Linked DNA regions of Homo sapiens: region 1 is linked to region 2. The links are chromatin contacts, found by Hi-C in ENCODE. All regions are on one chromosome and are shown on one strand. The core of a region is the stretch at or near the end of the contact, and the rest is flanking DNA. Distances in the headings are between cores, read along the strand shown. Region 1 has its middle 20 kb from the start of SCARF2. Region 2 holds the start of CCDC188 (coiled-coil domain containing 188).

Region 1 (5,793 bases), core at 1,344-3,843, 270 kb before region 2:
TGGTGGCTCACGCCTGTCATCCCCACACTCAGGAAAGCCAAGGCAGGAGGCGCACTTGAGCACGGGAATTCGGATAGTATCTGTGGTCTTTCACCCTGCAGATACACACACAGACATGCCACCAGGCACACAGAAACACCAAGACACAGTGGGAACACGCACACTGGAACACACAAACTCCTACACACACAGGAGAACGCGGAGGCCGCTGGCAGTACTGAAATTCATCTCAGCCCTGGGTTCCAGGGAAATGGTGCTCACTGAGAAATTGCCTCTTCCTTTGCGTTCTGAGAAATAGTGAGACCAGAAGGAGCACTTTGCCCTTGTCCATTCTAAGACCCCGCCTCCAGCCTTCCACATGAGTCTCTTATTTACCAGGCCCCTCCTTCCTCATTAGTGAGTTTTCTTCCCATAGCAGTAGCCTGAATAAAGTCATCTCTTTATGTGTCTGGTGCATTCCCCCCACAGTCTTTGTGCCTTGACCTGGCATGGGTTGGACTTACCTTCCCATCCCCAATGACTGCAAGCAGGTGGTGAGCCCTCTCTGAGACCCGCAAGCCGCCCCTGACTGGCCATCAGGGTGGGGGACCTTCAGTGAGTATGACCCCTGGTTGTGTGCTCCTGGCTTTTGTCCGTTGGTGGCATAGTGACAACTTTATTTTGATTCTTTCAGTTTCATGGTCTGAACATTTGGTGGTCTCTTTAAACAGATTGGTGGTTTATAGACGTCTTGTCTCTGTTGGGTGAGAGACGACAGTGTGTGGTTTGAGAGTCTTTTCTGTTTGTTCATTTGTTTAATTGAGTTTAGTTAAAAATTTGGGCTAAGATTGGTGGCTCACATCTATAATCCCAGTGCTTTGGGAGGCTGAGGTGGGAGGATCACTTGAGGATAGGAGTTCAAAACCAGCCTGGAAAACATAGCAACCCCCATCTCTAAAAAAAAAAAAAAAAAAAAAAAAATTAAAAATTTAGCCAGGCACGGTGGTGGTGTGCACCTGTAGTCCCAGCTACTCCAGAGGTTGAGGTGGGAGGATCCCTTGAGCCCAGGAGTCTGAGGCTCACCACTGTACTCCAGCCTGGGTGACAGAGTGAGAACCTGTCTCTAAAAAATCCAAGAATTTGTCCCCAGTGGGAAGATGGTTTGGAGATGTGATCAGCCACATCCATGGATGGAGCTGTGCTGTCATTTAGGTAGGTTGGATTGGCTGTCATATGCATAGGTAAGCGACACACCCAACAGTTAGTATGCTTGAAAATAGGCCTGTTCCTTGGGTGGGGCTAACATGCAGAGGATTGGTAAAGCCTCCTGAGAGGGCGGTGGGGTCAGGGCTGGGGTTAGGAGGGCAGAGGTCAGGGCTAGGGTTAGGAGGGCAGCCTGTAAGAGTTGAAAACAAGTTAGTGAATTTGTGGTGGTTGGGCTGCCAGGGAGGAAGAGGAGTGGGAAGGGTGGGAGGAAGGCCTTTGACAGGGGTACAGTAGGAAGCAGGGTGTAGAGGAGTCAACCTGGGGCCAGTTCAGTTGTTGTGTGGACGGTGGACAGGGGTCATCTATCTTCGGGTGAGGTCATTGTCTCCATGAGTCCAGCTGCAGGGCTGAGGTCACTCACCTGGTAAAGAAGCTGGTTGGGGTGAGCTCCTGGGCCTCCCTGAGTCTGCAGTGACCTTCGCCCAATAATGGACCTCGAGACATAACCACAGCACTGTGGTTGGACAGTGCCAGTGAAGAAGCCATTGTCCTGCTGTCACATTGGGGATACCGTAATTCCAAAGCTGCCTGCTGCACACACCCCACCAGAGGTATTCCAGCGGCTGCTTCCTATTAATAGTCTGACGTGCATTGTGAGGGGCAAAATGTGCACACATGACACTCATTCGAGAGCCTCAGCAGTGGGCATTCCAATTACACTGCTGCTTCCCGTGTGTGTGTGTGTGTGTGTGTGTGTGTGTGTGTGTGTGTGTGTGTCGGGGGGGCTCCTTTATGAGTTAATTTTTTTTCTGAAACAAAAAAAATTGCTTAAATTACTTATTTGGCCAGGCGCAATGGCTCACGCCTGTAATCCCAGCACTTTGGGAGGCCAAGGAGGGTGGATCACTTGAGGTCAGGAGTTCAAGACCTGCCTGGTCAACATGGTGGAACCCCGTCTCTACTAATAACACAAAAATTACCCGGGCGTGGTGGCGCCTGCCTGTAATCCCAGCTACTCACTGCAACCTCCGCCTCCCGGGCTCCAGCGGTCCTCGTCCCTCAGCCTCCCGGTATTTGCTGGTTTTAGAGGCGGAGTCTCGGCAGGTCGACCCGGCTGGAGCGCAGAGGCTATTCCCAGGCGCGATGCCACTACTGACGCGCTCCGTTTCCAACTGGGGCTGCCTCGCCCCTCCCTAGGCGGCCTGGTGGCAGAGGCCACCATACTGATGCCGGCTTCAGTGAGGACCTGGATCGGCACAGCGCACTGCAGCGCAGAACTCCCGGTCACGCGATTCTCCTGCCTGGGCCTCCCGAGCAGCTGGGACCGCAGGCACGCGCGGCGCCGGCCCTTGGAGCTCAGAACCGCCTTTCGGACTGCATCCGGCACCAGGCAGCCAGCGGCTAGTGGGGGCCATGGAATCGTGCTGCCATCTGGCGGCTGGATGGGTAGCTGCTGCTTTTTTTTTTTTTTTTTTTCTTCTTTTTGAGGCACGGCCTCACTCTGAGGCCCAGGCTGGACGCAGTCACTCAATAACCGCTCACTGCAGCCTCCATCCCCCGGGCCCAAGACATCCTTCCATCTCAGCCTCCGAAAGTGCTGAGATTACAGGTGTGAGCCACCGCACCGGGCCGGTGCCACCTTTTTTTTTTCTTTTGAAACAGAGTATCCACTTTATCGCCCAGGCTGGAGTGCAGTGGCGCAATCTTGGCTCACTGCAACCTCTGCCTCCCAGGTTCAAGCGATTCTCCTGCCTTAGCCTACAGAGTAGCTGGGATTACAAGCGCGTACCACCAAGCCCGACTAATTTTTGTATTTTTAGTAGAGACGGGGTTTCACCATGTTGGCCAGGCTGGTCTCGATCTCCTGACCTCAAGTGATCTGACCACCTCGGCCCACCGAAGTGCTGGGATTACAGGCATGAGCCACCACGCCCGGCCGGTAGCATCTTTGAAGAGCCTAAACAAGTGGGGGTAACAGCCTGGGGGAACTTCGGCGCAGTTCTGTTTGTGCGGCCCGGTGGGGCCTGCTACGGGGATGTGGTGTCCCAGGCCCAGATTATCCCCCAAAGTAGGCATAGCCAGGTGAGGACAGCCAGAAGTCAGCGACAAATACTGTGCAGTTCCATGTATGTGGAGTATCTAGAGGAGTCAAATTCGTAGAGACAGGCGGGGCGAGGTGCCTCACGCCTGTAATCCCAGCACTTTGGGAGGCGGAGGTGAGTGAACCACCTGAGGTCAGGAGTTTGACACCAGCCTGGCAAAAATACCAAAAATACAAAATTTACCAAAAATACAAAAATTAGCCGTATGTGGTCGTGTGTGCCTGTAATCCTAGCTACTTGGGAGGCTGAGGGAAGAGAATCACTTGGACCCGGGAGACAGAGTAGCGGTGAACCAAGATTGCGCCACTGCCACGGCACTGCACTCCAGCCTGGGTGACGAGCAAAACTTTGCCTCAAAGAAAACAAATGAACAAAAACAAAACAAAACAAAAAAATTAGCAGGGCATGGTGATGTGTGCCTGTAGTCCCAGCTACTTGGGAGGCTGAGGCAGGAGAATCGTTTGAACCCGGGAGGCAGAGGTTGCAGTGAGCCGAGATCACGCCACTGCACTCCAGCCTGGGCGACAGAGCAAGACTCCATCTCAAAAAAAAAAAAAAAAAAGAAAAAAAATTCTGTAGAAACAGAAGGTGGAACCGTGGTTACCACGGGCTGGGAGGTATGGGAATTAGTGTTTAATAGGAATGCAGAGTTTCAGTTTCGGGTGATGAAAAGATTCTAGAAATAGATGGCAGTGAATGTACTTAATGTCACTAAACCGTGCACTTAAAAATGATTAAAATAGTGCTCGCTTCGGCAGCACATATACTAAAATCAGAACGATAGAAGTTTCTCATGGCCTCTGCCCAAGGGTGACACGCAAATGTGTGAAGCGTTCCATATTTTTATTTTTATTTTTTATTATTTATTTATTTATTTATTTTGAGACGGAGTCTCGCTCTGTCACCCAGGCTGGAGTGCAGTAGCACAATCTCGGCTCACTGCAAGCTCTGCCTCCGAGGGTCATGCCATTCTCCTGCCTCAGCCTCCCGAGTAGCTGGGACTACAGGCGCCCGCCACCACGCCCGGCTAATTTTTTGTATTTTTAGTAGAGACGGGGTTTCACCATGGTCTTGATCTCCTGACCTCATGATCCACCCGCCTCGGCCTCCCAAAGTGCTGGGATTACAGGTGTGAGCCACCGCACCCAGCCAAAGTGTTCCATATTTTTAAACAGATATATAGACCAATGGAACAGAACAGGGACCTCAGAAATAACACCACATATCTACAACCATCTGATCTTTGACAAACCTGACAAAAACAAGAAATGGAAAAAGGATTCCCTGTTTAATAATGGTGCTGGGAAAACCGGCTAGCCACAAGCAGAAAACAGAAACTGGACCCCTTCCTTATACCTTATACAAAAATTAACTCAAAATAGATTAAAGACTTAAATGTAAAACCCAAAAACCGTAAAAACCCTAGAAGAAAACCTAGGCAATACCATTCAGAACATAAGCATGGGCAAAGACTTCATGACTAAAACACCAAAAGCAATGGCAACAAAAGCCAAAATTGACGCATGGAATCTAATCAAACTAAAGAGCTTCTGCACAGCAAATGAAACTATCATCAGAGTGAACAGGCAACCTACAGAATGGGAGAAAACTTTTGCAAGCTACCCATCTGACAAAGGTCTAATATCCAGAATCTACAAGGAACTTAAACAAATTTACAAGAAAAAAACAACCCCATCAAAAAGTGGGCAAAGGATATGAACAGACACTTCTCAAAAGAAGATATTTATGTAGCCAACAAACATATGAAGAAACGCTCATCATCACTGGTCATTAGAGACATGCAAATCAAAACCACAATGAGATACCATCTCACACCAGTTAGAATGGCGATTATTAAAAAGTCAGAAAACAACAGATGCTGGCAAGGCTGTGGAGAAATAGGAACGCTTTTACACTGTTGGTGGGAGTGTAAATTAGTTCAGCCATTGTGGAAGACATTGTGGCGATTCCTCAAGGATCTAGAACCAGAAATACCATTTGACCCAGTGATCCCATTACTGGGTACATACCCAAAGGATTATAAATCATTCTACTGTAAAGACACCTGTACACATATGTTTATTGCAGCACTATTTACAATAGCAAAGACTTGGAACCAACCCAAATGCCCATCAGTGATAGACTGGATAAAGAAAATGTGGCATATATACACCATGGAATACTATGCAGCCATAAAAAATAATGAACTCATGTCTTTTGCAGGGACACGGATGAAGCTGGAAGCCATCATTTTCAGCAAACTAACACAGGAACAGAAAACCAAACACTGCATGTTCTCACTTATAAGTGGCAGTTGAGCAATGAGAACACATGGACACAGGGAGGGGAGTATCACACACCGGGGCCTGTCTGAGGATGGGGGGCTGCGGGAGGGGCAGCATTAGGAGAAATACCTAAGGCATGCAGGGCTTAAAACCTAGATGACGGGTTGACAGCTGCGGCAAACCACTATGACATGTGTATACCTATGTAACAAACCTGCACG
Region 2 (5,854 bases), core at 1,109-3,608:
TAGTAGAGACGGGGTTTCACCATGTTGGCTAGGCTGGTCTAGAACTCCTGACCTCAAGTGATCTGCCTGCCTTGGCCTCCCAAAGTGCTGCGACTACAGGCGTGAGCCACTACGTCCGGCCCCAAAACCAATTTTTTAAAAAGCAGAGAGAAAGTGTTTGTGTTTGGGTTCAGGGAAGTCTATCTACAAGCAAAGGTAGAAAGAAGGACTCACAGGATCAATTCAAAAGGCCCAACATTTGACTGACAGGAGTTCCAGAACAAGCAGGAAATGAGAAGAAATGTTATCAAAGAAATGCCCCGTCTCAAGGCAGAATGTGCTCACCAAGTGCCCAGCGTGGTGAGGAAGGAAAGACCCACAGTTGGTGTGACCCCCAGAGGCGCAGGGATCAGAGGGGACCCTGCAGGCTTCCGGGGAGAAGGCTGGCAGCCTGGCCAGCTCTCACCACCAAGGACCACGACCGGCCTTCCAGTCCTGTGGGAAAACGCCCTCGGCCCCAGTTCTCTTCCCAGCCCGAAGTCCAGCAGGTGTGAGGTCAGGGTAAGACGCTTCTAGGCTTGTGAGGCCTCTCAATGTCTCCTCCCACGTCACAGCACACTCCAAAACTCAGTGGCAAAACCACCATGACAGCCCGGGGCTCGATGGTACATGGCCGGCAACTTGGCTAACGTATGGGCCGGTTCTCTGGGGGCCTCGCTGGGCTTGTCCACCCATCTTTAGGCAGCTGGGGACCGGCTGGGACGACAGAAGCCTCTCCTGACCCATGGCCTCTCATCCTGCAGCCCAGCCCAGGCCTCCTGCAGGGAGGACAGTCCCCAGAGCCAAGCAAGAGAGGTCCAGGCCCAGCGCACAAGTGTCGTGCCAACCTCTGCCCACAGCAGCTTAGGAGCAGCCCATTGGCCAAGTGCATCCGAGGCCGGCCCAGAGCCCAGAGGTGGAGACCAGTACCCGCCTCTTGATGTAGGAGGTGAAGTCACCTTGCAGGGGGGCCAGGACACCGGGAGAGGAGGGAACGGGGCTCTTCCTACCATATGAGGACTTCTCCGAGCCAGCTTTCTGAGGGTTAACTGACGGCTGATGGGTTCAAGAAGGAGGACACGGGCACAGGGACTCAGGGGCAGTGAGGGGCAGCAGGGCCGATGGTGTGAGGAGCACCAGGGAGCAGGAGGGAACGGGCCTGGGGCGTGAATCTGGCCCTACTGTCGGATGAGTTCTCTTCCGCCACCCAAATCTGGTCCGACCGTTAACAGCGTGGCCTTCGGCAAGTGACTAAAGGGCTTCCTGCCTCAGCTTTCCCACCCATAAACAGAGGATAACAGGCCAGGCGCGGTGGCTCACGCCTGTAATCCCAGCACTTTGGGAGGTGGAGATGGGTGGATCATGAGGTCAGGAGATCGAGACCATCCTGGCTAACACGGTGAAACCCCGTCTCTACTAAAAATACAAAAAAATTAGCCGGGCGCGGTGACAGGCGCCTGTAGTCCCAGCTACTCGGGAGGCTGAGGCAGGAGAATGGCGTGAACCTGGGAGGCGGAGCTTGCAGTGAGCCGAGATTGCGCCACTGCACTCCAGCCTGGGCGACAGAGCAAGACTCCGTCTCAAAAAAAAAAAAAAAAACAGAGGATAACAATGGCATGTACTGGATCTGGCATAATGTAAATATTCAATACATAGCTAGAAAAGAATGTTTTAAAACCTCAGAGATATATTAGGTGAAAAGCAAAGCTGGGCTACAGGATGACCTCTTCTGTGTGAACCAGGGGCAGGGGACGGCAGCCCACCTCTAGGAGCTTAAAGAGGAAGCTCCTGTCTGCAGGGACAGGAGATAAAGGTGGGAAAAGCTTGGACACCATTTTTATTGTTTGATACTTTTTGAATCCACACTGTGAGTGTGTGTATTATCTGTTTTATAACTAGGCTGGGTGCAGTGGCTCACATCCGTAATCCCAACACTTTCAGATATTGAGGTAAGAGGATCGCTTGAGGCCAGGAGTTTGTGACCAGCCTGGGCAACATAGCGAGACCCTTATCTCTACAAAAAACTTAAAAATTAGCCGGGCATGGTTGCACACATCTGTAGTCCTAGCTACTTGGGAGGCTGAGGTGGGAGGATTGCCTGAGCCCAGGAGTTGGAGGCTGCAATGAGACACCTTGTGCCACTGCACTCCAGCCTGGGTGACAGAGCAAGTCCCCTTCCCATAAAAGAAAGAAAGAAAGAAAACTCGCATGGTGGGTCAGTGGGTCAGAGGCAGTGAGGTCATCAGGCGGGGCAGCTTCAGGACCAGGTGGGAGGGGCCCATTGTGACCGCCCTGGCTGCACCCAGGCCTTTGTGACTGTTGCCTGGGGCAGCCCCCTCAGTAAGAGGGTGGCAGGTTGGGCCAGGCCAGAGCCTGGACCTGGGATCAGGAAGGGGTTGCAGGGAGGGATGGAGGGGCTGAAAACCCTGGGCCCCTGCGGCCACCCCCACCCCCAGTGTCCCCCAACCCCAGCCTCCAGCAGCCATGGAGGAGGCCTGGACCAGCCCTGCCAGGGATTTGTAGGGTGGCCCTGCCTGGGCCCCATCTCCTCTGCTCACTCAGTGCAGTCCCAGAGACCTTTCCCAGTCCCAGGGGCAGGGGGCAGTGGGCCCACAGTGGAGGGCGAGGCTCCCGGGCTCTTTCTGTCCAGCCAGGAGCAGAGAGCGAGAGACACTGAGGGGCCGAGACAAGGAGACCTGGAGGCAGGGCTTGGGTGGGGCTGGCCCCTGCACCCAGGGTCGAACCAGGGGGCTCCCAGGCAGGGGGGATCCATTGGCTCAGGGACCAGACCCTGCCCATGCCCACCCCTGTCACGGGAGGGAGGGGCCCTGGCCTCGCCCAGGGTAGCCCTGTCCCAGCTTCAGTGCGGGCTGCTGGGCTCTGCAGAACAGTCCTTCCTGCAGCTGGAGCAGGAGAACCACAGCCTGGTGAGCACCCCACCCACCGCCCCAGCCCCAGCCCCAGCCCCACCCACCGCCTGGTACCCCTGCCCCAGCCCCAGCCCCACCCACCACCTGGCGCCCCTGCCCCTGCCCCTGCCCCAGCCCCAGCCCCACCCACCACCTGGCGCCCCTGCCCCTGCCCCAGCCCCAGCCGCAGGAGCGGCCATGACAGGCAGCCCCCTCTCTCTGCCCCCCACCCCAGAAAAGGCAGAATCAGGAACTTCGGGAGCAGCTGGGGGCCCTCCTGGGGCCGGGGCAGCAGTTCCTGCCCCTGTGTCCCGAACACTCAAGCTGCACTGCTCTGGCCTGGGTAAATACAGGGCCCAGGGACCCCATGCAGCCAACGCCCCTCTAGCCCGCAGTCTTAGGGCTGATCTGGGGGCTCTCCCACAGCCCCCCGACCCGGCTGGCACGCAGCCCTTGGGGAACAGGGCACCTCTGCAGCTGCTGCGGCGGGAGCTGTGCCAGGGGCAAGAGGCTTTCGTGCAACAGTCCCAGGTGGGCCTGGGGGAGGGGCTGTGGGGGGGGAGGAAGCTTCGTAACAGCACTCCAGGTGGGCCTGAGGGATTCATTAGGGAGGGAGGTCTTCGTGCAGTAGGCCAGTGGGCCCAGCGGGGAGGTACTGGCCACCCTGCTGATGCTGCCCAAGCCCATCCTGGGCCCCACCCTCAGAACGAGCTGCAGCAGATCCGCCTGTGCTTTGAGAGGAAGAAGATGGTCATCACAGAGGTGCCCGCCTGGCTGAGGGGGAGGGGTGCTGGGGGCCCACCCAGTGGGTCCTGCTCCTCAGGCGTGACCCCACCTCCCCCTAGGTGTGGGACAACGTGGCTGAGATGCACATGGCCCTGAACAACCAGGCCACCGGGCTCCTGGTAGGTCCCCACAGGGCAGCACCCAGAAGGACGGGGCCCGGCGGGCGAGAGGCCACGGAGGGCGGGGCGAGGGGCCTGCTGTGCTTACCTCCTCTGGCCCCCAGAACCTCAAGAAGGACATCCGGGGCGTGCTGGACCAGATGGAGGACATCCAGCTGGAGATTCTCAGGTAACACGGGGGCAGGGGCCGGGCCAGCTGAGCAGGGTCTCAGAAGGTGTCCTGGTCAGGACAGGGCAGACCCATCCTTGACCCCCCACCTCCACAGCACCGAGCCAGGGGGTGGGTGCCAGGCTGGGGGTGGAGGGTGTGGGGTCCTGACAGTGAGGCCCCCGCAGGGAGCGGGCCCAGTGCCGCACTCGAGCCAGGAAGGAGAAGCAGATGGCAAGCATGTCGGTGAGCCCCCCACGCCCCACTCTGGGTCTGGAGACCAGCCCCCCACCCAGGGCCCTGCTTGGGCGAGAGGGAGAAATGGGCTCCAGGAGGGCAGGTCCAGGGCAGGGGGCATCGGAAAAGTGGCTGCAGGAGCCTGTCCAGGAGGAAGGGGCCAGGGCTGCGGTGCGGGGAGCCCTGTCTGAGGAGGGTTTCCCAAAGCCAGGGATCCCTGCCCTCAGCCTGGACACTCGGGGTGGGCTCTGATCCAGCCCCTCCCCGACAGAAAGGGAGGCCAAAGCTGGGAAGCTCCAAGGGCCTGGCAGGCCAGCTCTGGTAGGTGACTGCACGGCAGAGCCCAGCCCCCAGGCCCCCCGCGCGCCCCTGCCCCTGACCACCGCCGCCCGCAGGCTGCTGACCCTGAGGCTGCTGCTGGGCGCCCTGCTGGTCTGGACCGCTGCCTACGTGTACGTGGTGAACCCCACACCTTTCGAGGGGCTGGTGCCACCCCTGCTGAGCCGTGCCACCGTCTGGAAGCTCCGGGCCCTGCTGGACCCCTTCCTGCGCCTCAAAGTGGACGGCTTCCTGCCCTTCTAGGCCAGAGGCCCAGCGGCCCCAGCAAGGAGGCCAGGCGACCAGCACTGCCCCGGATGCCCAGTGGCCGTGCCAGCCCCCTGCACATGGCACCACTGTGCACCATCCTTGCCAGAAGCTGCAGAGAAGGGTGGAGGTGGGGTCTGTCCTGAGGGCTGGGCCTGTGGCTGGACATAGAATCATGACATAAGTGGCCGGTGAGCACGTCTCTGTGGAAATTGGGGGAGGGATGCCCAGGCGATCCTGCAGCGAGGGTCCCTCAGGGTGGAGACCCCAGCTCAGGGCCGGCTTCCCACCCCACATCCTACCTGCCCTCCAGAAGGCAGCCCCTCTGCACGGGGCTCTGACCCCCCAAGGCGTCTTAGGAGGGTCTCCACTGAAAGGCAACAGCAGTAAGGACTGGGGGGTCCTCAGGTCTTGCCCCCTGGGCCAGGCCCTCCCAGGGACCTCAGAGGTCAGGTTTTCAGCGCTGAACCTGCTGATCCACTGACCTCATGCCCCTCATGCAACTCCCCTCCCTTCCTGGCCACCACCCTCCCTGCCCAGGTCCTGTCACCTCCCCAACCCAGGGCCCTGTCCGGTCCAGGGGACCACATTGGTAGACAGAGCTGATCAACACCAAAAATTTTATTTGGGGAATTAATTAGCAGGGGTACCCTTAAGAACAATAGAGAATGGTTTTGTGGCTTTCTCGTCCCCAAATGGGAGATGTAGAGCCACAGCCCAGGGTGGACCCAGGGACAGGGACCCTGTGACGGAGAAGGGCTGGCCGGAGTGCCACCCTGCCGCAGGCCGTACCACTGCTGGAGGACACAGGGCTTGGGCCTCAGGCCCTCTGAGATCCCGCCGGCATCGTCTCTGGGTGCAGGCAGCCCCAGTGGGGCCCAGGCGGAGCTGGCCAAGACCACAGGACCTTGGTGGCAGGCAGAGGCCAATGGCTCACCAGGCTGGTGGCTCCAGGAAGTTAAGGCATCTGTTCATGTGTCAGGGGAAGGGCAGGAGGAGTGCAGAGACCTTCAGGGGCAACCTGAGACCCCCCCCCCACCCAGCCCAACCCA

Evidence for each region. Hi-C counts contacts between places; a loop is a spot of excess contacts on that map. Pooled maps may share reads with other maps.
Region 1: a map of K562 shows a loop between it and region 2 (3-fold over the local background). The contact joins the enhancer-like site here to the promoter of CCDC188 in region 2. A Hi-C loop is called at or near these places in 3 of 168 maps with a recorded cell type or tissue (K562, PC-9 and naive thymus-derived CD4-positive, alpha-beta T cell), 3 of 37 single-sample maps with no recorded cell type and 10 of 50 pooled maps.

The regions. Positions count from the first base shown.
Region 1 is chr22:20,415,136-20,420,928 of GRCh38, reverse strand. It overlaps the pseudogene RNU6-225P. Among named protein-coding and RNA genes, the nearest start is that of SCARF2, 20 kb to the left of the region's middle. RefSeq lists an enhancer at 1-158. Within about 2 kb of position 2,593, at least 6 of the 41 ENCODE cell types and tissues checked have a DNase peak (open chromatin) inside an H3K27ac peak, as active enhancers do.
Region 2 is chr22:20,147,559-20,153,412 of GRCh38, reverse strand. It overlaps CCDC188 (coiled-coil domain containing 188), which reads left to right and starts at 2,358. Exons shown (of 9, transcript NM_001365892.2): 1 at 2,358-2,945; 2 at 3,163-3,270; 3 at 3,354-3,458; 4 at 3,633-3,689; 5 at 3,773-3,832; 6 at 3,937-4,001; 7 at 4,169-4,226; 8 at 4,489-4,538; 9 at 4,613-4,997. The coding sequence starts at 2,427. The coding sequence ends at 4,799. It overlaps ZDHHC8 (zDHHC palmitoyltransferase 8), which reads right to left. Exons shown (of 11, transcript NM_013373.4): 11 at 5,406-5,854.